6 separate regions of the Mus musculus genome follow, and regions 1, 2, 3, 4 and 5 are each linked to region 6. Evidence: chromatin loops called from intact Hi-C (ENCODE). Cell type or tissue: gastrocnemius. All regions are shown on one strand. Links, peaks and the distances in the headings refer to the core of each region. The heading gives the core; the rest is flanking DNA.

Region 1 (4,992 bases), core at 504-4,503, 73 kb after region 6:
TACGCCATTACTGCCCCTTGCTAGCTTGTCCTGGCTTACGCCATTACTGCCCCTTGCTAGCTTGTCCTGGCTTACGCCATTACTGCCCCTTGCTAGCTTGTCCTGGCTTACGCCATTACTGCCCCTTGCTAGCTTGTCCTGGCTTACGCCATTACTGCCCCTTGCTAGCTTGTCCTGGCTTACGCCATTACTGCCCCTTGGTTTGACAACTGTACTGAGCTCCTACACTCCTGTTATTATTTCCCTTCCAGGAAGATACCTTCAACATTTTATCATAACAGTGTCTTTATTTCTTCCAGTAGTTGATGAGGATTTGTACTGGCTACCCTAGTGGATTGTCTAACTTTCAATACATGATACCTACCTACCCCCACTTCTTTGTACTCTTACTTTGGTAACGAGACTGAAAAAAAAAATCTTCCAATCTGACTCATTGTTTAACATGGATATTTTGTTTTTAGTGGTAAAAGTCAAGTAAAATAATGTAGTAGTTCTTAGTCACAACGCCCAAACAACTGGATGGAATATCTAAAAGTAGAATTATCCATGTTTAATATTCTAGCCACTTACTTTGCTTTCCTTAAAGATACTGTGCATCGGAGTATAAGATGTTAATCATATTCTGTTAATTAGACCATAAGCTTAGTGAAGAGGGGCACAGACCATACACATCTGTATGAGTTGTTACATGCAGCTGCTTGATCCACTGCAGAGATGACATTGCATTTTGGAGACAGCTGCTTGGGATTAGGATCTTGCAAAAGTACTCTAACATTACGGTGAAGGTAGCCTGGGGCCCCCGCACACTCCACCCCATCTCTCCAGAGAACAGCACAAGTCAGGCCTGGGGTAGATCTATGCTGAGAGGAGGGATAATTACCCTGGACCAGCTTGGCCTCGGGTCGCAGCTAGCAGACTGAGTTATATCTATCAGGGCTTTTTAAAATGCTGACTTGGCTCCTTAGAAATACAAAACCTCAAACATCATTTCTAAAGGTCACTGGGAATGGGCTGGGTCAGAATAACTTGAGTCAGTTCTGGGCCAATACTATGAAAGAGGAAGTGGCTGAGCAGTTAGATAAGCTCCTGCAGAGTACTACATTGCTAACTCCAAACAAAGAAGAGGGCTTTAGAGCTGAGTTTCTACTCTGTAAGTCAAATGCCCATCAAGCAATGAAGTCTGCTCCCTTAATCGCAATCAGAGATCTTTATCATGACTTGCAAATCAGCTGTGCTCTCCTGAGAACAGATTTGCCACCTGTAAGCACTGTAATTCAGCAAAATTATGCAGAGGTGAAATTTTTGAGAAAAAAAAAAAAAAAAAAAAAGGTTATTTTCAACACAAGAACCATCCTTACAGGAACTCTGCTTCTCTGAAGCCCATAGAAACAGCCCGTTTAAAACAGACAAACAAACAGAAACAGTTACAGGGAATCGAGTTTTAAAAGAACTCTTTAAATTCAAATTCAAAACAGGATTGTGCTCTTCAGTAAGTGCAGTTTACAACTCTCTGGTAAACACTACCTGCTAACAGGGACAAGCAGGATGATGGTTAGTAATTTGGGCCTAATTCCCTTCACAAAAATGGACTTGTTTTAATCGACCGAAGCTGACGAGGCACAGTTTAAAGGATGTGTTCCAGGGCTATCCTGGGGAAGTCAGTGCACATGGTCCTCACATCAGGACCCTCCAGTTCTCACCCATTTGCTCTGGAGCCTTACACACATGGGCTGCAGCTGCCTTTGTATAAAACTGTTGCAATATAATTCTGTCACTTATATCATCACCTGAGCATTTAGATACCACCCGAGGAAAGCTGGTGAGACAATGCTTTGTCAAAATAATGGCTTCAGTGGAACTTTCATAGCACACATTTGAAAGCATCAACACACACACACACACACACACACACACACACACACACACGGGGAGGGGAGGGACTAGTTAGAAAACAAAATTGTTAGTAGATGGATGCGGTGAATTTTATGGGTTGAAATAGGCAGAAACTGTAACAGAAGTACAGAACTCTGCTAGGTGCAGTAGACAGTACAATTCTTCTGGGATTCTCTGGGATTCTGGGATTCCATACACATGCTATTTAACACAGATTAAATGGTGTGAAAGACCATATTAAATGACAGACCATACTGTAAACTTATCAGACTTGTTTATTCCTTAGAAAAATAAGACTGTATTGGGCAATGAAGTTTTAAATTTGTATGCGTCTCATTCATAAATAAAAACAACACTATGGAAATAAATGCTTGTGTTTAGAAATCAGTAATGGACAATTATACTTGTGGCTCAGATCATAGAAAAAAATACAAAGCATCCTTACTATCAGAAGATGTCTTAGACAATAGTCTAAAAATAGGACATCCCTAACGTTTCTACAATGTATTATGGAAACAGCTGTCTTTATCTCCTTTAAAATACAGCTCCTTTTTTATGAATGAAACACATTTTTCATTTTTTGTGATTTCTGAGAAATCGATAATTTAAGGTAATATTTGTGGCAAAACTAAGACATTTATACACATTCAAATCTAGCACAATGCACCAGTCAAGTTTTTGGGAACAGGTGATTGACAAACTATGAAAGCAATTAGAAAATGAGTGCTTTAACGATTTCAATGCTTCATGACAGAAGAAGCAATACCTGACATATAAATATCCACATTACAGAGCTTCAGCGAGAGAATACATCATTGTTGGATAATCAATGAGACTTGCCACTCTCAGAGTCACTTTAGAAACATTTTCATTGTCTAAAGTTTCCCTGTCCACTCATTAAGGAAAACAGAAGAAAGTAAAGGTAAAGCCACACATTCACAGCTTATCTATGGATGTGGATCAACTAGCCACAATTCAGGTGGGAACGAGAAACCATTTACTGACAAAGTAAAGGGAAAATAATGTTGGCTTAGGTTGTCTTCCAACTTGTGTCTACTCACTCTAGTAGCATCCGGGTAGGTAAGTTAACCCGTTTTTTCTCTCCTTCTCTCTGTATATAAGAATTGTTGTCTTTTTAATGACTACATAGAAGGCCACAAAGTCTCAGTGTTCTCTCACAAGTTAAGTTTGGCCAAGGACTAAGAAGTCATGTAGTTTTTCTTCTACCACTGTGCTTGGTTTGTAGTGTTTAAGGTCAAACCCAGTTCTCTCACAAGTTAAGTTTGGCCAAGGGCTAAGAAGCCATGTAGTTTTTCTTCTACCACTGTGCTTGTAGTGTTGAAGGTCAAACCCAGGGCCCCGAGCACTCCCACCCTGTGAGTCACCTATTCTAACTCAGTGACAAGGCTTGAAGGAACCCCAACTTCGAGGGGTCAACACTCCCTGGATAGGAAACAGTCACTACTTCTGACTTTGGAATGATCTGACATGCTAACATACTATCACTAAGCATTGATTCAAACACAAATGAGTTGAAAGAAGTTTGATCAGAGACAAGCTATAATTTACCGCAGAGATATTAACTGAAAAAACACTGGCCGCTCATGTGGCCACAGCAGCTGAAAAGTTCTTGGCTCCTGGATCTGGGCAGTCTAGTCTATGGGGAGAGCTACTGCAACATTTGCCTGGCTTGTCTGTCTCTGGGGAAGGAGCTTGCTTTTGAGGCTCATTGTTCTCTTCAGCCAGTTCTGAAGACACACTCTCGCCATCAGGCGGACACAGCCTCTCTACAGAAGCCATTTGTTTGGCTGCCTCTGCTTCCTGTTCCCGAAGCAACTGTTCAACCTCCACCTCGAGTTGCAAAGCCTCCTCATCAGCCTGCACGTCCAGCTGCTGCATCAGCTCCTCCAGCTTCTTGGCCTTTCGGAGCTCGTTCTGCTGGATGATGGTGCAGAGGTGTTCGGTGAGCTGCTCTTTCGTCTCGGTTTTGCGCTGTAAATCCAGCTTTGCTGTAATGTACTCAGCTTCAGCTCTATCAAAGCGCTTCCTATAAGGACAGACAAGCATCAGTTCATCCATTCTCAGTTATGAAGCTTCCCCAGGGTCTGAAACAAACTCAAAATGCGAAATGCAATGCAATGACGCTATAGAAGTGATACTTTAACAATTGCCAACACCACCTAGGGAAAGCTAGGCTAGAAGGCTACTATTACAACATTATTATTTGAAATAAATTTACTGCCAATGATTCTGCTATACTTGAGTGACAGCAGGCCAAAAGAGTTCATTTGATGTAGGTTAGACATCTTCTAGGGAGATGAGGAAAGCAGAGAGCTCAGCTCTGTGGCACTTGCCAGGCAATACTATAAACACTGCCACTCTGGCTAATTTCAAGATACTTGTGTGACACCACTGAAAACCCAGAGCCTGCTCACAGGAGCTAGCACAAGACAGCTAATACAAGTTACTCAAAATACAAGGTTGGTTAAATTCATGAGTCAAACCAAGAGGTGAAGAAAATAGGAAATTCATGTCTCTTAATAATGGTCTGAGAGAGAAATATTTAATAAGAAGTGAACACAAAGAGCATGGTCAACTAAATGATACCAAGTAGAGCGAGAAGTGAATACAAAGAATAGAAACCGCAAGGCCAGGGTCAGTTAGGCAGGGCTCCTTAGAGTCCACACTGATAATTTGGACCACAGAATTCTCTTATGAGGAGCTGTCTCACTGGTTGTAGGATGCTGAACAGCATTGCTGTGTTATCCATTAGTACCACCATACATTAAGCTATAACACCCAAAACATCTCTTTAGACATTGCCAACATCACAAGTACTCGTAGTTGAAAATCTCTAGGCTAAATTCCATATAACAAACAACAGACTACTGTTACATATAAAAGACTTTTATAGGCTGAGACAACAGCTCAATGGCAGAGTACTTGCTTAACATATACAAGGAGCAAAAGGGAAGAGAAGGGGAGGAGAAAGGAGGGGAGAGAAGGGGAGGGGAGAGGAGGGGAGGAGAGGGGAGGGGAGAAAAGGAACTCCATTTTATGTATCTGCAGAGGTATAAGCTCTGTAGATGGGCAATGCCA
Region 2 (4,992 bases), core at 500-4,499, 92 kb after region 6:
CACAACTTGCTTTTGCAAATATTCATGTAATTTATACAAATTCATTATTAATGAATGTGACTAGCGATTAATAGAGTCCCACCAATAGATCTAACACATATTATGTATCCTCTCATCTGCTAGCAAACAACTCGTTTGTCTCTAACTTTTGGATATTATAAACAAGGTGGCTAAGAACATTCTTGACTGCACATGCATTTATGCATTCGAGTGTCTCAAAAGCACCCTGTACTTATTTTGGCTGGCAACAGATCCCATCTTCCTAGATTATTTAACTGCATTCTTAACAGCTGCGAGGAGGACTCGATTTCTGCAGCTTTAAAAATGGGAAACCAAGGAGACTTGGTATTTTTGTTCTGATCACTGTGTTCCACTATGGCTACATAAAAACTGGAAGATACTTCTGTTCTTACAGATGTCATAGATGAGTGATTTTATACCCACAGTCTAGCGTTTCATGACCAAGTGACGGGCCTTAAAGTTTAGGTTCTCATCACCTTCTAACCAAATCCAAATTAAACAGTTAAAATATACTTTTTAGATAACAAACATATTGGAGTCCTACATTAAACCTTTGTCAAATCAAGCTAAAGCCAAGATTCAACCTCCATGAAATGTCCCCAGTGTCCATTAAATCCTCAGCGTGAACTTGCTCTATGGCTACCACCTTATTGTACTGTCTGTCTCATGAATCTACAAGGTCTCTAAGGGCAAAGATGTCCTGCTACTTTTGACATCTCTAAGGCAGACGTTGTGCTTCATGGCAGGTTAGCATTCCCCATGACAAGGACGGAAGAGGCCCCTGGACCAGACAACACACCTGATTCAAATACTGAGAACTGAGTCAGATCAGATCTAGGTGCCTGCATTTGTACATATAGGTATATGAATGGAGAATGAGTTACAGAAGGAAAGAACCTGAAAACAGCCAGCTGGACAGAATCAGTTGGAACACATCTGACATGATAATTCCATGACAGTACTAAGAAAGATCAGCCAGTCCAGTCTTCCCCACATTGACCCCATGTTAGTAATTTACTTCCTTCTGCACCTGTCAGTCCTAGATAATTCACATATCTAGGCTAAATATTCCAAGTACCCAAGACATATCCAGATATCTCACAAACTATAGACATGGAAGAATTTAATTTTATCCTTAAGGTACTTTTTAAAATGTTGCCAAGAGTGGCACAAAGTTCTCACAGAAGTGATGGGCATTTCCAAGCCTACCACAGACATTTTTGTGAAATTGCAATCACAGGTCAAGAGCATTTTACATCCTTTCCTACCAAGTACTGGAAAACTTAATAAATCAGAAGCAGCGTTATCGCAAGCCCATACAGTGATCTATAATTATTCCAGAAAGCCCCCCGCCCCATCCGGGGCAGCAGATTTCCACTGTCCCTGAAGGCAGAAGAGACAGACATGTAAGTGCACTGTGCATGTACACACAAATACACACACGCACTTCAAATCTAACCTCTCGAAAAGTCCTTTTAGTTTGCTGACTCCCAAGAACTGGAAAGAAATGCAAACTCATCTGGTAGCCAGAAGTAAAGGCAATGCGGATGGATCATAAATACCACTTCTTCTGCGTTGATTCACTCTCATGACACCTTTCCCAAATATCTGGTTTTATAAGTTCACAATTATGATGCTGTATATGCAGTATTAGTCTTCATTCACCCTGAACCCAAGTTTACAACCATTGGTTTGGGTTAAAAGCCTCCCTTAGGGGCCATTCAGGTGGTGGCTTCGCTTTCTCTTCCTAACCTCATTCCTTTTTACAGGAAAACATCAAATCATCAGAAAACAGATGCTAAAAGAGAAACCCCTGGGCCGTCCCTCTGGCCTCTGCAGCAAAGACACCTAGGGAATCCCACCACCCCTGTCCCCCAACTTGGAGTTCCAGCCCCCACGCCCCCTCGCCCACTAAGACGGCCTCCTGTCCTTCAGACTCGAGACTCCACACCCGCGCGCAAGTACACCTTACCTTTATTCTGCTTTAGTCTCCTCAGCTCTTCCTCAGAGAAGCCCGCCCAATCCTGAGCCATCCGCCTAGCCCTGGGCACCCAAAGAGTGCCCAAATCTCCGCGCGCAGACTGCCAACACAGCTCCACAGGCACATCCGGGTTCCTTCAGTGGCGCGGCGAACAGCCAATCAGCGTGCCGAACTGTGGCGCTAGGCCTCCCTCTGCATTCAGGGACCCGGTACCTGTGGGGCTGCCCCGAGCGATGCCTGAAAGCCTGACTCGGTGGACTACAAAAGCACGGCCTTCGCTTCCACTCACAGGCCTCTGCTACACGTTCCAGTTCTTCTTGCTTTATATCTTTGGGGGGAAGTGGGGGTTATGGGAATATGAGGAAGGGTTGAGGAAAACAGGTAGAGCGGCAGTGACAGAGGAGGCCTACAGGTCGGAACTGCCTGACTAGCTGGGCGGAGCCTGTATTGCCTGGGAGGTGGGCGGTACCGGAGCATCCTTGGCTTGTAGGTTCTAAGTCATGGAGAAACAGGGTGTAGGGTTGAGATTTAAGCATTGGCCAGTTCACTTCTAGACAATAACATCTAGCAGATTTCGATTTCTTGTTTCTATGATGAATGAGTCTAAGAACCTAATCCTTATGCCAAGATATTTTGCTGGTCTCCTCCTGCCTATAGAAGTCCCTCAACACACCACACTCAAGTCCTAAATGGTGATTTTTTTTTCTTTTGTCTAAAGCTATCTTCTTGAGCTTCCATTTCTCCGTTTTAAGCAGAGTTTAGAAAATTAGAAGATGCAAAGCTTGTCCATGTATGTGTAGGTCAGCGTTTTTTAAACCATTTCTTTTTTTCATTATTTTTACTAAAAACAACTGAAAACATTACATTGGCTACATTGAAAATTTTTTTAAAGAATATTAATTTTCGACTCGAGAGTCAATATTTTTAATCAAGTTGAAGTAAAGGAGTATACTGGAAAATAAAATATGACACCAGCAATTGAAATGAGCAGTTCAGTTATATAAGTATCAGAAAAAAGTTTGACATCTTTCTTGTAATCTTTGAACTTTGAAATGTAACAGGTTTTCCAAAATTCAAGGATGCCACACATGCTTATCTTAAAGATGAGTTTATTTTCAATATATTTGAAAGGCAAAATACCATCCAAAAGGATTAGTTTCGTTCAAGTTTTGAACATAGACTAAATGTGTAAACAGATATACATTAACTCCAGAATAGAATGTATTAGTCACAATCTGGTAGTGGATTCAGCTTGCCCTCTGCACACAATAACCATTTACTAGTGACTCAACAACAATTTTAAACCTACTTGTGTGCTTTCTGTTACATTTTATTTATACATTTTCTATAAGACAAGATTTATCACTAATCTTAATAGAGTCAGTAATTATGGTATTTTAAAAGGTTTTGCCTTGCTTGTGAATGCAAATCAAGGCACCAGCAAGAGATAATAAAAGCCAATAAAATACATCTGTATAAAATTATACTTTCCCCCTTGCAACATTCCAAATCTCCTATTTGTTGTTCTGTTGGCCCTTCCTCAAGGAGTTCACTTTTGTCAAATGCTGTAGGAGATACTGGTGGGAACTAAGCTCCAGAAGTCTTTGCTCTGTGGGAGTTCTTGGTTCTGAGTTGAGAGAGTATCTCAGTTGAGAGTTTTGCTGGAAGTCTCACTCACATTATACTAACTATATTTAAGGGGAAATTTTCCCCATTTGTGTAGTAAATTTGGATCCTACCACCATATACACAAAGGGTATTTACTGTTTTCTCACACACAAAAGGCTTCCTTATTCTCCAGAGCAGTAGGCTGTGTTTTTCTAATCTTTATATATTCTCTTCTTTTCAGGCTCTTTACTAGTTTGTTTTCAATTATATGTAAGAAACTCAAACTTGAGTAGTTAGCTTTTGTAGTATTCTCTTTTTATATTCTTTTAAGTTCCATGATGAACATTTTTGTGTTTAAATAAAAGTTTTATATATAATTCAGCATGTTCATGTGTTTATGAGAAGGTATCATCTATGACAATTTGGATTGTAATATATTCTCCAGTTGATTCTCCATTAGATGGTTGGTGTTTCATCTGGACTCAGATGTGGTGTCTCATCCCTATAGTTCCAGCACTCAAGAGGCTACAGCATGAGTTTGAAGCCAGTCTGAGTTACACAGTGAATTACAGATCAGCCTGGCTGCAATGTGAGACCCAGTACAATTTAGATAGATAGATAGATAGATAGATAGATAGATAGATAGATAGATAGATAGATGATATTTTTAAAAATCTAATTGTGTTTCTAGCATATTTATAAAATGGAGCTGCCTGGCTGCCTCAGGAGGTTGAGGTACTTGCTGTGGAAGTCTGGCATCATGAGTTCAATCCCTGGTACCCCACATAAGGGTGAATGGGGAGAAGTTAGTGCACAGAGTGGCACTCTGTCTTCCATCCAAATGCTGTTGTATCTGCACCCCACACACAATGGTCACTTTTACAACATGTGAAATAACTTCCGACTTCCCAGTTCCTTCATGACACTACGTCTTGGCCTCTGCCTCCTTCTATATTAAACTGTCTTTTTTCTCTCTCCTTAAACTCCAGTCAGACTGGATTTCCTCGGGTCTTTGGAATTCATACACCTTCTCCCTCCACTCTGCTGACCTAGCCAGAGCTTTCCCAGTCACGGTTCCTTAAGCTGTTCTCTTCCCCTTGTCCATTGACCCTTCCTGCTTAAGTTATGGTCCCCAAATCCACACAGGCTTTTTATGACCACACTACCTAAATATCATCCTCTTATTTCCTGTATTTTTTATGACTTTTACAGCACTGCGTGTAATATCTAGGCGGTTTGTATTTTACAGTTTTATTTTCTATCTTCCAGTTTGATAAGAGTTCCATGATATGAACCTTAACCTCTTCTTTACCCAGCATAGAACAGACTAACAGCTGCTAACAACTCAGTATGTATTGAAAGAACAAACCTTTCTGAACTTA
Region 3 (4,992 bases), core at 528-4,527, 140 kb before region 6:
AAGGCATGCTTCACCAGTCTGCTAGGATTTGGTATTATTCATTGTATTCATCAAATACCAACTATATGCCTCAAGGATGCAAGAATGACTCAAACAGATAAAATCTAAGTAAAGTTGAACATGGAAAATTAATGCAAAGATAGTGTGGAGGCAGAAAGGACTAGGCATGTAGCTGGGATGAATAAGTGGAGTCTTATGTTGAGTGATGTGGAAAAGAATGGAAGGTTTTTCACAGAAGAGTAACATCATCTCATATATCTTACAGAGTCATCCTGGCCAATTGTTACTAGCAGTGCTGATTATTCTTGTCATGTACATGACCATCAGCCTAAAAGGTCTGACCAGGATCTCTCATGGTTGTGAGGGACTTGGTCTCTACAAGGGGAAATTTACTTGGATGGATGGTGGTAAAGCCATATTCTTCAATTTAGCCCAAAAGAAAGCAGCATGGTTGATAATAGATAAATTGTAGATAAGGTCTTTGGATTGATACATAAGATGCTGCTGAATATCTAACCTTAGGCTTGAGAATTCTCCTTTTAAAGTAGGCAGAATCAATTTTTCTTTTTAATTATCTGGAGTGTTTTAGTGGGCATACTAGTCTCCCAGTCTAGGCTTGGAGGATTACAACAAGTCAGAGACTGGAAAACAAAACCTTTTGTACCATTTGCTCCACGTGTGCTCAGTGTGGTGTGTGCATTATTTCATATTGTCATTCCAATAATCTCTGATTAGTGGTATTAAGTTAGCCCTATTTTTGAGAAAACAGGGTTTAAAAATAAACATAAATTGCCCAAAATTGTCCTGCTATTTCACGACAGATCAGAGCTTTCAACTCATGCCTGTCAAGTTTCAAAGTTTATCTCTTTTACCACACTGTTCCGACTTCTTCCTTTGACTACCTTGTGCTTACAATGGAAAATACAGCAATTAGTTTATCCTGTAGTTCACAAAGAAGGGATTATGGGTTCAACAAGATGACATGCTCACCTTCCAAACCTGTGGCCTCTAGAATTATTCCTAGAACACCTGCTTTTATTGTAGAGAGTGTAGCCAAGCAGAATGGGCATTAGTTACCCATAGCTATCCTCCTGACTATACAACAGCACAAGCATTTCTATAGTTCTTTGTAGTTACTGAATAATTTTTTGGACATAGTTATCTCATTTAAGTCTCAAGTAACTTCCAAAGATACCTAGTAACGCTATTTCCATTTTTTTTTTTTTTTGGTGGAAAGGAGACTCAGAAAAGCTAATTCAGTCCCTCTACAACAATAACTAAGTTTCAAAGAAGGGCATAGTTTTGATATTTGAAATATATCACTAGCCCACCCATCTCTCCAGATTTTATCTCTTATATGTTAAGCATTGTGATAGAGATTGAGAGCACACAGCAAGAATAATGCTAGTTTCAAGGGGCCTCCAGCCCATTGTAAATGCACCCAACTGGTGCTCCAATAGAGAACTTATAAAAGATGTCCTACTTAATAAAATAATTAAGACAGTAATAGTAAGCTTGACTCTTTACTAACCCCAGCTTTTGTCAATAGTAAGTAACTCTGTGTGTGTGTGTGTGTGTGTGTGTGTGTGTGTGTGGGTGTGTGATCTATGAAAAGTAAATATAACCAGGGCTGGAGAGATGATGGCTCAGCACTTAAGAGCTTGTGATGCTATTGCAGAGGATCAGAGTCCCAGAACCCATATTACGTGGCTTACAACTATCTGTTACTTCAACTATAAGGGGGTCCAATATGTCTGCCCTCCACAGACCCCTAAATGCATGTATGTGTACAGAGAGACAGACACATGATAAAAAATAAGATTAAAAAAAACGTTAAAAATATGTATGTATAATCAAGTTCTTTCTGAAGCCAAGAAAGAATGACTACTGTATGGACAGTTCAAGGTTTTAAGTATTTTCCCATAGTTTCCTCAAATGTCTTTTTCATTCTTGTGGCAAAGACACCAAGCCTGTCTATTTCCCTCTGTCCATTTCAGAAACTAATATTAGGCCCAAAGGAGAAAGCTCATATCCTTGATGAAGTAAGCAAAGGAAGATGCTAGAATTTTGAAAGACTGACAAAGAAGAGAGGCACAGCTTTCTGAGGGTTCTAATAAAAAAATCTCTATAGAGAAAAACTAATATTTTCATAAAAATCCCCTTTGGAAGCCAGCCAGCCAGGCCAGGTCAAGTCTAGCTTGGAAACAAGCCTTCTTGACTATTTTGGGATTTCTAAGAGGAAAGCCACAGGGATGGAGCACAGCTGGACAGGAGGAAGCCAAGAGTCTCATCAGCAAAGACCTCATCCTGACTTGTTTTGCAGGAGAAACAAAAGTGGGAAGGGCCTTTACTATCCCTCAGGGACATGTTGAATATTCAAAATATTAATTTTGGAATCCCAGTGCCTACATGTTGGAAACACACTGACTCGGAGCTGTAGTTGAGTGGACTGGCAGAGAGTTTCTCTGAGCCTTCTGAGGATGTCATTCCAAGTCCCATATTCCTTCATCAGAAAATCAAAAGAATTCAACAAACAAACCAGAAAAATAGCCAGATAGACTGCAACCTCCAGACACCATAAATGTCAAAACAAATTGTAGACCAGCCTTTGAGACCATCATAGGACTTTCAATAATTGCAAAAAGAATTGGACTTTCCACCAATCCTTTGCTGGAAGCAGAGATCTCACAGTTTCATCCTTGCAGCCAGAACAGTGAGATAACTCCTCACTGCTGGGGTTGCCCATTGAGCTATCTCTCTAACTCCTAGGTCTTGTTTTTAAATCCAATCTGCTAGTCTGTTCTTTGGATGAGTATTCTGAGCCATTGTTGAAAAGTGCATAAATTACCATTGTTTTGATGGCTTTTTAAGTGTTTGGTAGTCTCCATTTCCTCATTTGCCTAATTATTGCTTTAGTGTGGATTCTTTTCCATGGGCCTCACAAATGTGCCCATGTTTCTCTTGAGTTTAAAGAATTCCTTCAAGAAACTTTTCAATATTTCACATTGAAGTTTTACAGTATTTCCCTTTACTGAATTCTACTTTCATACACTGCATTGACTTCCAAGTAAAAATTATCTGGAATCAGCTTTTGGAAGTAAAGGATTATTGATTGTACTGTGTGCACTAAGGTATTTGTTACATATGAATAAGTTGAAAGGACAGATTCAAAGTAAGAGTGGTCATTAGAAACTGGATCAGAGAGAGAAAAATGGAGGTGGCAAAAGCAAATAGAGAGGGTAAAATGTGGACAAACGGGTGAGGAGGAAGAGCTCGATAAAGACAGAATGGGAAAGGAGAGGTAAAGGAGTCTTTTAGACAACTCACAATAACGCAGCTCTCAGAAGCTGAAACACAAAGACATTTGAAGTGGAAATTCCTGGTTTCTTTGGAGACTCAGTTGTGTCATGTGATGTTTTTCTGGAAACTGTCCTATGAGAGGATGTTTGTGCTGAAGCAGATATGTGATAGGATGTTCTGTTGAGAATAGGGATGTGGTGTTTTTCTGGAAGTAGCCTGAAAAGGGGGCATGTGATGCTTTGCTAAGTAAGAACAGATGTTTGAGAGAACATGTGATATTTGGAAAGGGTATAAATACAGCCCAACAGACAGTGGACAATGCTGTGTGGCATTGGTATGCCTTACCATTCTTTGCTGGTCATCATTGGGCTTTACTGATGCTGGTCTTTCCTGATGATGCTGTATGGTATTGGTTCGCATTGCCATTCTTTACTGGTCATTGTCAAGAATTCTTAGAGAGAAACGTGCCAAAGAACTTCAGGCCGTGTTCCAGCAGCTTCTTGCCACTTCTTTGGACTTTGGATGATTGGCAGAGCCTCTCGATTTCTTCTGGATCAACTGCCATTGCTGATTTGTGAATAGTGTTTGCAAGTGATTGAGCTGCCACTGCTGAACTGAACTGCTGATATCCTGACAATACAGATTGGATTAGCTCCAAAGAACTGTTTCTAAACAGGTCCCACACCCTTCTTTGTCCTATTGATCTTTCCTTTCTGCTACCTCTGGTGGGTGGTGGGCTAGAAGGGAGGTTGAAGTATTTAAGAACCTTTATTAAAAGAAAGTTTTGAAAAATATAAGCCATATAACCCCCAAACCAAGCCAGCCTATATTTTTTTTTGGAGGTAGGGGGAAGACTATTAAAAGAAAAATGTTAAAAATGAAGAGTATAGAAAGAAAGAAGGGAGAAGGAAAAAAAAAGCAATAAAGCAAACAGAAAGTATGAGAACACAGCAGGACAGAGCTGTCCTGCTAGATTTACACTGGTTAATTAATGAAGGAGTAATGAATGTAAAGTTGGGAGAGCACATAGGGCACAGTCTGATGAGGTCTCTTGTTTGCTTGCTGGTTCTCAGTGTTTGACTCTTAGTGTTCCCCACCCCTAGGCTCCGAGAAACAAGATCTGCCATGGACTGGACTCATGGACTGGACTCAATATCAACCCTCAGAGAATCAGGGTTCTGGTACTCAGGTGGGCAAGGAGTCGGCGGGGTGACAAACAGACATGAACACCAGAGAGTGTTGAATCTGAGTGTAATGTCTCAAAGTGAGCATCAGATTTATATTGCAGAAGAAAACAAGGAAGTTAAGTGATACATTAAGGTCATCTAAGGTAGACTGTGGTTACCTGATGCAAAATGACTCTTTACACAAGACAGAGAAATGCATACACAAAAGTTAACAGAAACCAGGCAGTGTTTACAACTGGGATAAAAATCAGTGTTTACAACTGGGATAAAAAGCAGCCCCACCTAAGGTCAGTTTATTCTTAGAAGCCAGGGGCAAGGGCTTTATGCCATTGCCATAGTTCCAATTCTAGTCTATTGTCTTATCCACCTTCTCCCTGGGCCTTTGTAAAGTCCTGTGTATGGGAGTGACTCAGCTGTTATTCTAAGTATTTACTCTAGTTCCTTCTTAGACAACAACTTTCCTTCTTCCTAGGCCATTGTAATTTCCTGTATATGGGAGTGACTC
Region 4 (4,992 bases), core at 418-4,417, 160 kb before region 6:
CTGTCTTTATTTGTCCTTTTTGTTATTGTTGTAATTTTGTTCTCATTGTGTTTTTTAAATTTTATTTTATTTTTAATTTATTTTTATACTCCATATTCCATTCCCCATCCCCCATCCACCCTCTGACTGCTCCACATACCACACCTCCTCCCTACCCCCCACCCCACCTGACCTCTAAACTCCCTGGTGCCTCCAGTTTCTTGAGGGTTAGGTGCATCATCTCTGAATGAACACAGACCCAGAAGTCCTCTGCTGTATGTGTGGTAGGGGACTCATATCAGCTGGTGTATGCTGTCTGTTTGGTGGTCCAGTGTTTGAAAGATCTCGGGAGTCCAGATTAATTGAGACTGCTGGTCTCCTATAGGATCACCCTTCTCCTCAGCTTCTATCAGTCTTCCCTAATTCAATAACAGGGATTGGCTGTTTCTGTCCATTGGTTGGGTGCAAATATCTGTCTATTCAGCTGCTTGTTGGGTCTTTCAGAGGGCAGTCTTGATAGATCCTTTTTTTTGTGAGCTCCCCATAGTCTCAGTAATAGTATCAGGCCTTGGGACCTCCCTGTGAACTGGATCCCACTTTGAGCCTTTTCCTGGGCCTTCTTTTCCTCAGGCTCCTCTACATTTCTATCCCTGCAATTCTTTCAGACAGGAACAATTATGGGTCAGAGATGTGACTGTGGGGTGGCAACCCCATCCCTCACTTGATGCCCTGTCTTCCTGCTGGAGGTGGGCTCTAAAAGTTCCCTTTTCCTACTGTCAAGCATTTCATCTAAGGTCTCTCCCTGTGAGTCCTGGGAGTCTCTCACTTCCCAGGTCTCTGGTGCATTCTGGAGACGCCCCCCCCCAACCTCCTATTTTCTGAGACTGCCTGTTTCCACTCTTTCTGCTGGCCCTCAGGGCTTCAGTCCTTTTCCCTCACCTAATACCAGATCAGGTTCCCCTCTTTCCCTCTCCCCCCTCCCCCATCCACTTTCCCTCTCATTGTGTTTTAACCAGCCTCTTTAAAATAAGTATTCTTCTCTTATTAGATAAATATTCTTTGAAGATTCCATACATGTATACAATGCAAGTTGACCATGTCCACCCCTACTACCTCCCTCAGTACCCCACAACACATCTCCCTCCCAACCTCATGTCTTTGTTCTTTAGCAACCCACTGAGTCCAGTTATTGCTGCCCATATGGACATGGGTGTGAGACTGTCCACAGAGGCAGGGACAACCTAGCAGCAGCCTTTCTCCCAAAGAAGTTTAAAGCTTCCTGCTTCAGCAGCTGTCAGCCAAAAGCTCCAAAGGTAGGGATGCATTCCCTAGACACTCTTACCCATGTGTGCCCCTCCCTCTTCTTTGCTGGAGTTGTGACTGGCTTGATCTTGTGCAGGTCTCGTGCACTAGCTGGTGTGAGTTTATGAGTGAGGCAGCCATGCAGAGTCTGGCAGACAGCATTGCATAGCTCTACTCTCCATCCTCTGGCTCTTGCTACTGCGTTTTCTACAATGATCCCTGCGCCTTAGATATGTGGGTGTATGGGGGGGTGTTGATATCAATGTATCTCATTCCTGAGCCTTATGTGTATGTGTGTGTGTGTATGTGTGTGTGTGTGTGTGTGTGTGTGTGTGTGTGTTAGGGGGCAGTGATATAGATGTGTCTCCTCTAGGACTGACTGCACACAAGCTCAGCACTTGGGCCATTTTTTAATCTCTTCTTCTATCTATGGGTAGAGACATGCATGTTTAGAAGACAGTTTGTATACTTATTTCTTTCAACCCTTTACTGTTTTTTTTTTTTTTTTTTTTGATTTTCTGACTTACAACCTCACAGTATGCATGTCTGGGGTCTCAATAATGCTGGCAGGCAATTCTAGACTGTCTCTCCAGCCTGAAGCCCAGCCAAAATTAACTGTCACTTGTTTGCTAGCAATGGGGGATAGCACCAGGTCCCTTACCTTTAGTGTAATTCATCAGTTAGCAGCCAAGTGCCATCTCGTGGAACACTGAACTATTTCCAGTTCTTAAGGCGTCTTCTCTATTAAGTACCATTTTCCAGAGGAACCACACATGTGGGGTAGAAAAAGTTGATCTCATAAAAGACAACATTACAATACTAATTGCCCTCAATCTGGCACTGCTGTACAATATAGTGATCATTGCTAACAGCAAGGTACTGCATATTCCAAAGTAGATCGATAGAGGATTTTAACATTCTCATCACAAACAGATGATAATGTTAGCTACGTGTGCAAATTATCCTGATTTAATCACTAAAATGATGTATATATGAGTCAACGAATCACATTGGACCTCATAACGATGTATATACATTTATAAAATTGTATTGTAAATAATTACTGCCATGCTGTGATAACAATCCAGTTGAGAATTAAATCGAACATAGTAAAATGATGGCGACTTTCATTCTTCCACGGGAGCTTGAAGGCTCTAGTGGGCAGAGGGCGCAATAGAACAAGGATCCTTTAAGGTCCGGGAAGAAAAGGGTTTTCAAACACAAACTTTCAAAGAGCTGGGAAGTAGGGTGGCATTTTTATCGGCTCGCTAAATAGCAGAGATGTTTTCCTTTTTTAATTCTTTATATGCTCTCAAACACTGCATCTACCAGAGGGGGCATACGAGTACCATAATAAAGGAAGCTACGAACTCCCTGGGTTTTTTTCTGTCCAAGGGGTGGCAGTGTTATCCCACAAATCCTTTTGGAAGTTGCACAGCTGTGCTGCCTTAGCTACACAGCTCTTGGTCTGGATTTAGTTTCAGGTGCCTTCACCTTTAGTCACACCTGTTTTTCCCATAATGGGACATGCTCTAGCGGTTTAGACATCTCTTTTCAGAGAACATTGTTTCTGAGAAGGGTATACAGTGGTTGAGCAATTCCATAGTAGGTCACTACTTTAGTAACTGATAAAAAATAATAAACTTTGTCCCAGTCAGGCGAGGGGAAAGGTCTTTATTTCAGCCTCATTTTTGTTAGTTAGCACTGAACTGTAATCCATACCACCTGAATTCATGAACCAATTAATTAATTTACATGCATTGAGGCGGTGGCGCTTCCAGAATCTGCATTTCCTACTTTTTATACAGAGCTAGAGAGGGGGGGAGAGAAGGAGAGAAGAAGGGAGGCAGAGATAGAAAAAATGAGATCCTATCTTTTCCCTTACTTAAAATATCTAATCATATATGTGTATGTATGTATGTATGTATGTATGTGTCCCAGTATTAATAATCTCAATCTGTGCTGCTATTTTCACAAGCTAATAGTTAAAAAGGAAGTCTACAATTCAGCAATTTCATTACTGAACTGTGTAACCAAAGGTACAGTCAATGGGCAAGATGTGAACGCAACTTAAGTGTCTATCAATAGATGAATAAATTTTAAAACATGGTATACATACACAATGGAACGCTATCCAGCCACAAAGGAGTAGAATTCCTTTGTTTGTAAAACATGGACAAACTTACTCAATATTGTTAAATGAGATAGACCAGAAGCAGAAGGACAAACAGGACACGATCTCACATTTGGAATATAAATTAAAGGTGATTTTATTAAAGTAACGGACTGAAGGTTGGTTGGCAGAGGCTGGGAAGGATGGGAACGGGAGCGAAGAGGGACCAGCTCAGTCAATGAATACAAAGTTAGTGAGACAGCTTAAATTCTGGTGTTTTACCACAAGACTTGATAGCTGTAAATTAGCAGTGAGGTATGATGAACTTCAAAATAGCAAAGGACACTTAGGATCTTCTCTCTACGAAGAAATTCTAGATAGATTCTACAAACTAATTGGACTCTGATTATTATACAATGTATAAATGAATTATATATCATGTCCAAACTCATAAACGTTAACAACTGCATAATGACTGAAGGTTTCCTAAAATACCGTTAAATTATGTTACGTCTGTGAGAATTTAGCATGTGCTAGACTCTCTTCTGATCATACTGGATTCTTGTAGCAGTTCTACAGAGTAAGCAGAATTACTCTGTCCATTTTATCATTGAGGAAATGGGGCACTTCAAGCAGCCATGTCGTAGCTCCCTGAGGATCTGAGTCGTGGCAGTGCGTCTGTCTGTGCGTGCAGTAACAGCCGAAACTGACAAGGAACTCACCAAGTACGCGTCTATGCCCTTTGTATACACTATAGCAGTTAATTTTCCTGCCGACACTTTGGACAAGGCATTAACTATTCCCTTTACGTTACTTGTGTTTCCCATAGGAGCTTAACTGCCTTTCTTGGAAAAATATAAATCCATTCACCTCTCCACTCCTTGAATATAAGCATGCAGATTTGTGCAAACACAAATTTATTAATTTAAGGCCAAGTAACTTCTAGAGCGCTGATAATTTGCTTTCATGAAACTATAGGGTAACTTTTCCCAGTTGCATTTCATCCAGCATTGTTGGAAATGTCAGAAACATGTGTTTTCAAAATCTTTATTACTTTCTCTTCAGAAAAAATACTTCAGCATAGAATGAGTGATCTAGTGACTAACTAGAATTTATGAATTTTTGTTCATCTTGACTTGTCAATATACCAAGACTTTATTTAAGTGGGGAAACACACTTATTAAAAACAGGGAAACACACACATACACCTTCCATCGCAAACTTTTAAAAGGCAGTCTTTGTATATCTGTAATAAAATGAAACAGAAAAATCATAAACTCCAGCCATCTATAGGTTTCCATGGCTATAAAAAAAACTGTAGACAATTTTAATGAAGAAAAAAAAATCTGTAGAGAGATGAGATTGACCAAAATAAATAAATAATTAAAAAAAAGATTGGAGTATGGTTTGTTAATTTTTTAAACCATGGGGTAAGCTAGCAAGGGCAAGAAAATTGAGTGATCTATTTTAGAAATTTGACGCCCCCCCCCTCCTTGACAGCTCATTCCATAAACACCCGAGTATTTCCTTCATTGTTGAGGACTGGGATGTTGCAGCTGATACTTTCCATGGGTGCTTGTAAACTCTACCCAGCTGAG
Region 5 (4,992 bases), core at 617-4,616, 86 kb before region 6:
TGTCATCGTGTAAACAACCAGAATATCTGGGATGATTCAACCTGTATGATCTAACATGATGCACAAATTATACTGGAGAATCAAGAGAACAATGAGAATTAGTGAGTAAGTGTAATGTTATCTCTGGGCAGGAGAATTGGCTCAGCCATTAAGAGCATTTCTTGCTCTTCCCGAGGACATGTGTTTGATTCCCGGAATCCACATGGTGGCTCACTCACAACCATCTGTTACTCCAGTCCTGGGGGATGCAGTGCTCTCTTCTGACCTCTGAAGGCACCAGGTACACACATGACACATACATACATACATACATACATACATACATACATACATACAGCATTCAGGCGAAATGCCCAAACACATAAAATAATAGCATGAAATTTTAATTTAAAATAAATATTTCTTTTTTTTGTTTTGTTTTGTTTTTTGAGACAGGGTTTCTCTGTGTAGCCCTTGTTGTCCTGGAACTCACTCTGTAGACCAGGCTGGCCTCGAACTCAGAAATCGGCCTGCCTCTGCCTCCCAAGTGCTGGGATTAAAGGTGTGCGCCACCACGCCCAGCTTTTAAAATAAATATTTCTACCCAAACAAATGAGGTAATCTTATTTATTCTATTTGATCACTTTCAAGTCCAAACTCAACCTATATCAAATTAGATTTTAATTTATTTTTAATTTCTAGTATGGTTTGAATGAGAAATGGCCCCTGTATGCTCATGAATTTCAGCACTCGGTGTCTGCTAGATTGCTTTTGGTGAAGTCATGGAACCGCTAGGAAGTATAGCTTGTTAGAGAAGTATATTGCTGGGGTTGGGTGAGTCTTGAGACATGATAGACTCACTCTGTTTCCTGCTTCTTCTCTCTGCTTCCTGTGCGTGGATATAAATGTGAAGGCCCAGCCTATTATGCGTGGTTTCACCTTTGGGCAGGTAGTCCTGGTATGCACAAGAAAACAAGTGGAGCAAGCCTTGGTGAGCAAATCAGTAACCAGTTCTTCTATGCCTCTGCTTCAGGTCCTGCCTCCAGGCTCCTGCCCTGAATTCCATAGATGATGAACTGACAGCAAACTTCGGGAAGAAATAAACTCTCTCCTCCTCAAGTTACTTTCAGTCATAGTATTTGATCTCAGCAATAGAACCCTAAGATAACAGCTTTAAATTTTTCATTGTTTTATGTATATTACATTCTTTCTATTCTCTGTTGATGGACATGTAAGCTGATTTCATACGAACAGCATTATAACAAATTTGATGTACTATTTGATGGCTCACATATTTACTAAGTATGTTTCTTATTAGAATGGACAGTTCTGTTTATATTAAAATGTCCCCCCCTTTTTTTCTCAGGATTTTTGGCTTCAATAAACCATCATTTTTCAACCAAAATACTTGTTAAGCCTATAACTATGTGGGCACAATACTCAGATAAATTGGTGAACCTCATATGTCTGCAATACATTGACTTGGGGTCCTCTGGGCAAATAATCAAGTCATACAGATAGGTCGTATGGTAGATATATACAATAAAATTTTTAAAAGAAAGAGGAGACAGAGACGGGGGAATGCTCATGAAGGAGAAGCAAAGATGAGATATTAAGAAGTTGGGGAAAGAAAATAATAGAATACTTGTTACATGAAAGCAGAGAATAATCCAGGCACACAGAAAAGGGCAGTGGAAAAAGGAAGAATTATAATGAAGTATAGTGACATATATATATATATATATATATATATATATATATATATATATATATATATATATATACACATACACACACACACACACACACACACACACATTTACACATTTATTTCTTCCTTGTCCCTGAGCCTGCCAGAGACACATATTTACAGCCAGATTGTGACTCCAGTTTACCCATGTGCATCTATAGATATAACTTTAATTTTCTGTAACCTTATTTTTAATAATGGTTCTTAAATGCTTTAACCTCTCCTTTAGTCCAACACCCACTAGATGTAGTATGAAAGAAAGGATACAGGGGAAGTGGACCTCTTTGGAAATGTTCTTTGGAGCAACTCCTGTCTGTGTTGTCTGGAAATTGGCAGTTCAGTTCACAGGTTAGCATCAGCAACTCGATCTATTTGCAAACACTTCACAGATACACCATCAGTCCAGTTCCATAAAGTAGGGTTAGAAATAGTGGTGACATGACCTAAAAGAGATGGCCAGGCCTCAGCCTTGGCTTGAGTCAGCAGGAAGGACTGGGAGGAACGCCAGAAGTTCTTGGCTGTGCCTCTTGTCAGGTAAGTGAAGATCAAAGAAAACTCAACACCCATAAGCATTGCATAGCTCACTCTATAAGCAAGCCAAGCTCAGTCCCAGTCACTGTCCAATGAGTCCTATTTATACCCTCCAAACATCACATGTCCTCCTCCGGTCTTACCCAAGCGTGCACACCTGTCTCAATGATATCACTCTGTCAATCAGCCTGAGTCCAGAGAAGCAGCAAGAAACTGTATCACACCACCAGAAGCTTTTTGGTGTGTTTATTTCTAAGGAGTCTAGACAAATGCAGCTCAATTACGCAAAATGAGGCAGACCAATTCATGCATGTTGTTACCAAAGAAGCCATCACGTGTCCTTTCACATGCTTGCTTTAGCAGAACATCCTTTCTCCTGTGTCTCCTTCAGCCTAACATTCCTTCATGAGTCTCCCTTAGTCTTCCACCTGTGTTCACTTCAGAAAAACACTCTTTCAAGTGTTTGCCCCAGCAAAACACTATCCAGCTGACTTTCCAAAGAACCCTTAGGCTTCCACATCACATAGGCATCAGAAATGATTCATCCTCAAGCCCGAGGAAGAAACTGTTCACAGTCCCAGATCCTTTCTACTTTCCATCATGAGCACTATACTACCTGGGATTCCTTGGCTGTGTGTGACACATGACAGCTACAAAATGAAGTAGAGACCCATATAACTGTAATTATGACAACCAAAAATGTCTTAATGCATTGTCAAGTATTTCCTGAAGGGCAAAATCATCCTTAGCTCAGTGTCTGAGATAAGATGGAAAAGAGAGAAAAAGAGCTATCATTGAAAGGTAGTTGGGAAAGACGAAAGCAATGGCTGCATGTGATTTTCTTTGCCACCATTTTAGATCTTTATTTGGGAAAAATGGGAACAAGATGTATTAAATATATCCCTGAGTAAGCCTGCTCTCAGTGCCTCTTCCCAGAATCTTTTCTTTGTGCTGCACTGTGTATATCTGACTTGTTTTGAAGATCTCTCTGTACCAACTTCATTCGGCAATTTCATGAGTAATGATCAAAGATTGCCTTTGTCTATCCCAGTTCAGTCTCTTTATCTTACTATTCCTAACAAGTTTCCATAGTAACTCTTTCAGTATTCATGTGCATATATTTACTGTCCAGTTTCAATTCTTGAGGCAGGGCTTCTTATAGATCAGCTTGGCCATGAAGGCAACTCAGAGCCAAAGATGGTCTTACACTCCAGACCCTCCTGTCTCAAGCTTCCCAAGTGTTGGAATAACAGGCCTGTGATACCATTGGTCTAGTTTTAACTTATCTTGCGAAGGCCTTCATTCTACAACTGATGATAAGATCTTCTGGGTTGGAATAGGATTCCAATGAACCTTGGGTTCCCAGTAATCAAAACAATAAGTGTTAATGTGAGTATAGGACTTCATATTGTCTACCTGGCTTTGCTCTCACAATTCTGTAAAGTATGTATATTTAGAGAGGAAAATCTAAAGTGTTTTGGAGACATGCATTTGGTATCATAAACCCAATATCCTATGGCTCTAGCTGAGAACCTAGAACATGTTCCTTCCAATGTCTAAAAGAATGAGATAATAGCAATATTTTAAATTCCATGAAGCTTAATGATTATGAAGGTAGGGTGTTGAAGATCTTTAAAAGGTAGACCCTGCAACAGTCACCCAGGCACATGCTTCTGTAAGTCTCCCAATAAACTGTGCATGTGTAATAAAACAAAAAAGAATTATAAAGCTCTGTATACATTTTAATAAAGAAGAAATGGAGAGAAAATAAGTATTTTGGAAGTGAAACAGAGGAATACCAAAGATTGAGGTGATGAAGTGACAGATGAGGGAAAGAGTCTTTGTATCTCAATGCTAGGAACACAGTGATTGAGCTATACAGTAATGCAGTAAAGAAGGCTTAAGGGGTAGGCTAGTTTAATAGTGTGAATGCATATAGTTTTAATAATGCTGGAAGAATAGGAATTGAATTAAGCAGCAATGCAGTCAGGGAAGTCTAAGAGATAGGCTAGAAAAATTATGCAGCACAGTGCAAGGAGTATCTCTCTAAAGAGTTACAGGAAATAAATTAAAACAAAGGACAATGTGAAGTAGTAAAAGATAAAGCTATTTTAATATTTTTAAAAGATACTACAGATCTACCAAAAATTGAAGTACACAAAAGATTGCTTCCTAAGGTCTGTGATGTCAGCAGCCTCAGAAGCTGGCTAGGTTCCAAGTACCAGGCATGTTTTTCCTCCTGCTGTGTGGGTCTCAAGTCCAATTAGACAGCTGTTGGTTGCCAATTATATGTGAGTGCCACTAATGCACCTTTATGCAGATCTTCCCACGGTAAATGTCATGGCTCATAGGTACAGTAGCCCTGTGGATTGTGAAGGACTGCTTAACTCTTTCTCTCCCTTGGCAGCTTGCATAGTGTTTTCTGAAACAATGGAAACTAGAGGGCAGGAAAGAGACTTTCAAGTTAGATCCAGCTCAAGTCATGAGTGATGTGTCCTAAGTACATAGTATCATTAGCAATTGAGGCTCATCTCCAACCTCCAAGAGGCAACCAAGGACTCTGTGGATAATCTATATTGTTTGGGAATAACATGGACTACCCATGTCAACCCTTGGAATGTAGGCTTCTTGTGTCTGATACTGGGCTTTTTTTAGTCTATGGTTCTTCTGGGGAGCATTGTTAACTCAAGTGGCTTCGCTTCCTTTAATGTTTATACTATGAGCACACACAC
Region 6 (4,992 bases), core at 283-4,282:
GTCCTCTGACCCCCCTTTCTGGAAACCTTAAAATCGGTCAGGGGATTTATATATGTGCTGTGACCTTGGTGATTCTAGTGTCAACCAGCTTCCGTACAGCCGCTCCAAATCAGCTCCTCAGTGGCTTCCTTTACCTGGCTTTTTCTATACTCAGTGGAAGACCATGACCATCCCGGAGCTCCCTTCTAGCCTTTCCTTAAAGAACAAACAAAACAAAATCCAGATGAACCAATAAAAACAGTACAGGGGTTCTGTCCCTTTCTAGCCCAGCACGGTTTCTAAAGTCGACTGCCACCCTGGGGTTCTGGCTTGCTGAGGCCAGTCTTGGTCCTGCTTTTCCTATGTACCAGCCTTTTGTGGAGCAAAGAGCAGTATTACCCTCTCTTTTCTGACCACCCTGGTCTTCAACACAGCAGTTTCTGCAATACTTGTTTTCTCTTGGCATCGTTTATGGGTTGTGGTGGTGGTGGTAGTATAAAGTTCTAACATTAGCTCTTCAAATAGTGATAACTTTTGAGATCAACAATGAGCCGTGTAGAAACTGTCTTGATAGAATCACAGAGTTCCAGGTACTATCTTCCTAGATATTGTTTTATATTTTGCCCCAGTGAAAATACTCATAGTATTTTGTAGTCCATTTTATTAGAGCTTCAGATACTGTATCCGTGTGATGCTGGCATGTATACCAGGATCAGCCTCCCTCAAACTCTACACAGAATAACTATAGCTCGGAACCTAGCCCTTACCCAGGCTTTGGGGACACTGATTCTTCCTGGGTGTGGTTTAGACTGGTATATATATATATAATTCAAATGGCTAGTTCATATCTCTTTATCCAGCTCATGTGGTGCTCAGTGAGCCCAATCCAGCGTTGACTGTCCCCAAGATACTGCCATCTGAACTACTTCAATCCTAGCAGACTGCAGAACTAGGAGCCACTGCCCTGATCACATAGGGCTCTCCTGTGGCTTCTGTGAGCTTGGTTCCCCCCACTGTGCCCAGGAACCCTTTCCAGCTGGCTCTGATGCCAGTTTGTTTTGAGTGCCTTAAAAATTATTTGGTAATCTAAGAGGGACAGTGCCTTGAGAGAATCGCAGAATGGCAGAGGGCCTTCGGAGCTCTAAAGGAGCGATCAGCACATAATGATAAGGAAAGAGGTCATTTTAGAATGTTCTGCCGGGTCCAGACTTTTGCAACTTCTCTGTACATCTGACTAGAGAATGAGCCCAGGTGACAAGTGTGTTATATACTAAGAGACCACGATATACACTTGCAGTCAGTCTTTTTGTAAAGGTGAAGTTAATAACTGAGATGTGACTAAGGCTGGGGAAGGCAGCTTGTTCATAGACTTTTCTGGAGGTCTAGGGGCCAACAGGCCGTGCTGCACAGGAACTTGGGCCTGCAACCCGCGATTCCCCTATGCAAATATGGTGTTAGACCAAGCCAGGCAGTCTCTGGATTTTGCTTCTAACGAAAATTCTCCTAGCTTCATCAAGGTTTAACTTAATAGGTGGGTTTTTAGCTCTATCTTAAACAAGGTAGAGATGACAGCAGAGGTCAGAGAGCAAGCCTGGGCGACAAGAATTGTGTGTTCCCGCGCTGCCCTTAGTCTTTTCCAGGCTTGGGTCATATGCACAGAGGGTATGCGACCTTAGTCCTGTCTTCCAGGTTCCTCTGAGCACAGTGCTTTCCCTTCAACCCCAGGGAAGACGCGCTCCCAAGCCTGCCCTGCATCTTTGTTCCCTGTTTTCTCTAACCGAGGTGGCTGTGTAGCCTGCGCTCTGGCCGGACCGGACCGCTCCTACCCTGGCGTGGACGCCCCGCCTGCCTGCGGGATTTCTGACCGCCGCTCCGCCCGAACTGGAGATGCAGCCCTGGCGGCTGGAGACAGTGGTGGCCGCAGAATCCCTGCATGGGATCCCCTGGCCTCCCAGCGTCCCTGGGCCTCCGGGTCTCTCTCCAGCGCCCGCTTGGCTTACAGCATTGGGGGAGCCCTCTTTTTCTCATCGGTCTTTCTGCGATCAGCAACCAGCCACTTTTCCCAGGACTCCTAACTTCTTAACGCCTTGTCTCCCCGAAACCGAAGCCTGGAACACGCTCCCGCCGCCCTCCCCGGGCCTCCACCCTGTGTCCCCAGCGCACACTCCCCGGAGCACGCGCCCTCACTCACTGTCCTGCTGAGGGGTGTCGCTGCCACTGGTCAGTCCCGGTGACTCCAGCAGGCTCCGGCCCGCCTCGCCCACACTTTCGTCTGCTTGTGCCGCCACCATGTCCCCGGCCTCCTCCAGGTCTAGCAGGTGACTGACGGAGAAGTTCTTTTTCGCCTGCAGGGTGTCGAGGTTGCCCGGGCTGTCCAAGCGGCCGCCCAGCGCCGGTTGCCGCTCCAGAACGTGCCCGTAGCTGGAGGTCATGGTCTCCCCTCCAATCCCACCCACCCCCCTCTTCCCGCTCGAATCAACACCAAACGCTGTGGGCGTGAGGGGGGAGAGGAGCCGAGTGGGGAAGAAAGAGGGGGGAGTGGAGAGAGAGAGAGAGAGAGAGAGAGAGAGAGAGAGAGAGAGAGAAACAGAGGGTGGGACCCCTTCTGAAGTGTAGAACTTTCGGGACAAGTAACTTTCCCTGCAGCCTCGGTTACTTCGCTAAAGCCAAGTCCAGCGCGGTCCAGAGAGATAATCCACACCAAAAAGTTCAAAAATAAAAACAAAACAAACAACCTATGCTTAGATCAAAAAGAAAAAAAATATCCCTTTCAACTCTTAAAAAGCGTCCACTCGCAGACACTAAAAATAATAATAAGGGGGAGCGAGGAAAGGGGAGGCCAGCGGGGCGGGGGAGTTAGGCAAACAGAAGAGAGAAGAAGGGGTGGAGAGAAGAATCAAAGTGGCTTTAAAAAAATTAGAGAAAGAGGTTAAAAAAAGTTATTCCCCCGGCAAGAGTTCAAGCGCCAACAGAAGAAGGCTTGTTCCAGCTTTAAAATGTCTTCAAGAAAGCGCGTTCCCCCTCTCTGCACTCCTGTGGATTCTCGGGAGTGACTAGAATTTCAGGAGAGTGATGTCTTGCAGATGTATTAGAGAGCAGGATTCTCACTTTACTCTTCGTAAGGAGGAAAAAAAAATAAGAAATAAAGAAGCGGGGCTTCAAGAGTCTGCAGAAGGGTGGCGGTCCCCCTTCCCTCCGCTCTCTCCCCCTTCTCCGTGCGGAGCTCCTTTTCCCTTCTCAGTTGGATCAAGAAGCTCTCTGGCACTTCAAAAGGCACAGGCTGGCATGGAGAGGAGGCTTTGTAGGGAATACAAGAAAATTGGAGACCCCTGGGAGGGCAGATCTCCACTTAATAGGAGCCTGTAATTACGTGGCAAAGCCTTTGTGCGGCGCCTGACGTTTTACAGACCCCCTTTCTCCATCACAATCTCCTACCTCCTTTTCCTCGGACCGAAAAAACAGTCTGATTAAGAAAACCCCTTTGCCAACATCAGAGCCAGAGAGAAAGGGAGAGGGAGGGAGCAAGAGAGGAGGAGGGAGGGAGGAAGGAGGGAGGGAGGGAAAAGGGAGGGAAGCTAAGGAGAGAGCCCCTTTGGATTTTTAAAATAAAGGTCTAATTATCATTCCCTTGCAGTAGTATCACAGAGAGAAAAGTGCCCGAAACCCGCAGTCACTTTAAAACGGGGCTGATTATTTTGTTTCAGCATTAACTCCTCCGGATTTGTTTGAGATCCTCTTGGAATATCTCATTTGCATGTTTTGATAACAGCTGAGGGCAAACTTGTTAGGAAAAGAAAAAAGAAAAAGGAACAGGGAAAAGATGCACATCTATAACAGTCAAATCTGCGGCTGCACCGCCCCCCAGTAACTTTTCCTGCAGCTTTGTTTTGGCGGAGAGCGCAGGGAGAGTCTGAGACTGAACGGCAAAAAAGAGCAAGCCTATTAAAGCTCGTTTGGCTCTGTAGAGACAGCCTATTAAATAATGTAATAAAATAACAAGAGCGATAATAACGGGAGGCTCTCTACGATCTAAAGACGGCTTGGGCAGATCCAGAAGTCTTCAGCTTCGAATGGATTCGAGACTTTCGCTGCCACCAGAAATCCCCAGGCTTCAGACAGTAGAAAATTTACATATTCATTAAACCAGAAGAAAGTCCGTCCTGATAATTCCCCTACCTTTGCCAATGTTCTAATTTCTTGCTCGTAGCCGAGGCTGCCCCAGATCAGAGCAGACAGGAACACTGGGGCTGAAGAAGTTGGGGGGAGCAGGAGGAGCTGGGGGTGGGGTGGGCTCTGTGCTAATCTGTATCCAGTTCGGTGAGGCCCTGGCAAACACAGAGACTGAGGAAGGTCGAAGTCTATGACCAGGCTTGACAGAGGGCAGAGCGGTGCTGGACGGTGTTTTCATGACCTGTTGGAATCTGGTAACAGCTTTAATAGTCTCATTAGGAATGAGTTACTATATGGCCAGTAAGTAAAATAGTATGTGCTTATTTGTGGCGTTTTATGTTCTTTAAACACACACATACATACGTTTCCCCTCGCTCCCCTGATTGCTAGATTTCCCCTTCTCCTGTAGCTATGAGATTGAATTGAAAAGAAGGAAGGGTCCCAGTGTGTATAAATGGTTTCTGTGCTCCAAACGGCCATAGTTAGCCCAGAACTTCCAGCCCTGATCTGGGAAAAGAACATTTGATGCCATCAAAGGGCTGTAGATTGAAACCAGATGTGCGCGCCTCGGTTCTTTCCATGCATTTAATTAAGGAGCCAGGATGGAGGAGACTTTTTCATCATTAGTCCACCCGCCGCCCCCTCCTTTTTCCACCCCTCGCCTCGCTCCAGCCACTCGTGCCGTGCCCCCGACCGGCAGCCCCCAGCCCCGCCAAAGTGCTCTGGTCGCCCCTGCTCGGCAGCTCAGGCTCTGAGCCGCGAAGGTTTGTCTGCCGGAGGGCATCTAAGCCAGAAGAGCTGGTTCTTGCGCTGGGGACTTGCCCGTGGGTGGGCCAGACAGAG

Evidence for each region. Peaks named below come from ENCODE experiments on the same cell type or tissue, not always from the same donor. Only the 100,000 strongest peaks of a DNase experiment are listed, where the experiment ranks them.
Region 1: a loop joins it to region 6, with 2.0 times the contacts of the local background. A loop is called at or near these places in 5 of 42 quality-filtered maps.
Region 2: a loop joins it to region 6, with 2.1 times the contacts of the local background. A loop is called at or near these places in 7 of 42 quality-filtered maps.
Region 3: it touches region 6 in a loop (2.7-fold over the local background); 12 of 42 quality-filtered maps call a loop at or near these places.
Region 4: a loop joins it to region 6, with 4 times the contacts of the local background. A loop is called at or near these places in 12 of 42 quality-filtered maps.
Region 5: it touches region 6 in a loop (5-fold over the local background); 7 of 42 quality-filtered maps call a loop at or near these places.

The regions. Positions count from the first base shown.
Region 1 is chr1:163,382,758-163,387,749 of GRCm38, forward strand. Gorab (golgin, RAB6-interacting) reads right to left here. Exons shown (of 5, transcript NM_178883.6): 5 at 2,146-3,940. The coding sequence ends at 3,496. Among named protein-coding and RNA genes, the nearest start is that of Gm24940, 17 kb to the right of the region's middle. In gastrocnemius, for the core only: no CTCF peak of the experiment used is centred there; no DNase peak of the experiment used is centred there; H3K27ac peaks cover 592 bases.
Region 2 is chr1:163,401,530-163,406,521 of GRCm38, forward strand. Gorab (golgin, RAB6-interacting) reads right to left here and starts at 2,140. Exons shown (of 5, transcript NM_178883.6): 1 at 1,994-2,140. The coding sequence starts at 2,054. Gm24940 (a small nuclear RNA gene) reads left to right here and starts at 754; the gene lies at 754-873. In gastrocnemius, for the core only: no CTCF peak of the experiment used is centred there; DNase peaks (open chromatin) are centred at 2,150 and 2,430; H3K4me3 peaks cover 2,072 bases; H3K27ac peaks cover 1,479 bases.
Region 3 is chr1:163,165,034-163,170,025 of GRCm38, forward strand. No RefSeq gene overlaps it. Among named protein-coding and RNA genes, the nearest start is that of Gm22434, 49 kb to the left of the region's middle. In gastrocnemius, for the core only: no CTCF peak of the experiment used is centred there; no DNase peak of the experiment used is centred there; H3K27ac peaks cover 1,427 bases.
Region 4 is chr1:163,147,981-163,152,972 of GRCm38, forward strand. No RefSeq gene overlaps it. Among named protein-coding and RNA genes, the nearest start is that of Gm22434, 32 kb to the left of the region's middle. In gastrocnemius, for the core only: a CTCF peak has its summit at 2,656; a DNase peak (open chromatin) is centred at 2,675; H3K4me3 peaks cover 430 bases; H3K27ac peaks cover 213 bases.
Region 5 is chr1:163,224,212-163,229,203 of GRCm38, forward strand. No RefSeq gene overlaps it. Among named protein-coding and RNA genes, the nearest start is that of Gm20471, 53 kb to the right of the region's middle. In gastrocnemius, for the core only: no CTCF peak of the experiment used is centred there; a DNase peak (open chromatin) is centred at 2,231; H3K27ac peaks cover 2,147 bases.
Region 6 is chr1:163,310,225-163,315,216 of GRCm38, forward strand. It overlaps Prrx1 (paired related homeobox 1), which reads right to left and starts at 3,426. Exons shown (of 4, transcript NM_011127.2): 1 at 2,171-3,426. The coding sequence starts at 2,411. In gastrocnemius, for the core only: CTCF peaks have their summits at 1,868 and 3,343; DNase peaks (open chromatin) are centred at 988, 1,833, 2,256, 3,334 and 2 more places; H3K4me3 peaks cover 4,000 bases; H3K27ac peaks cover 4,000 bases.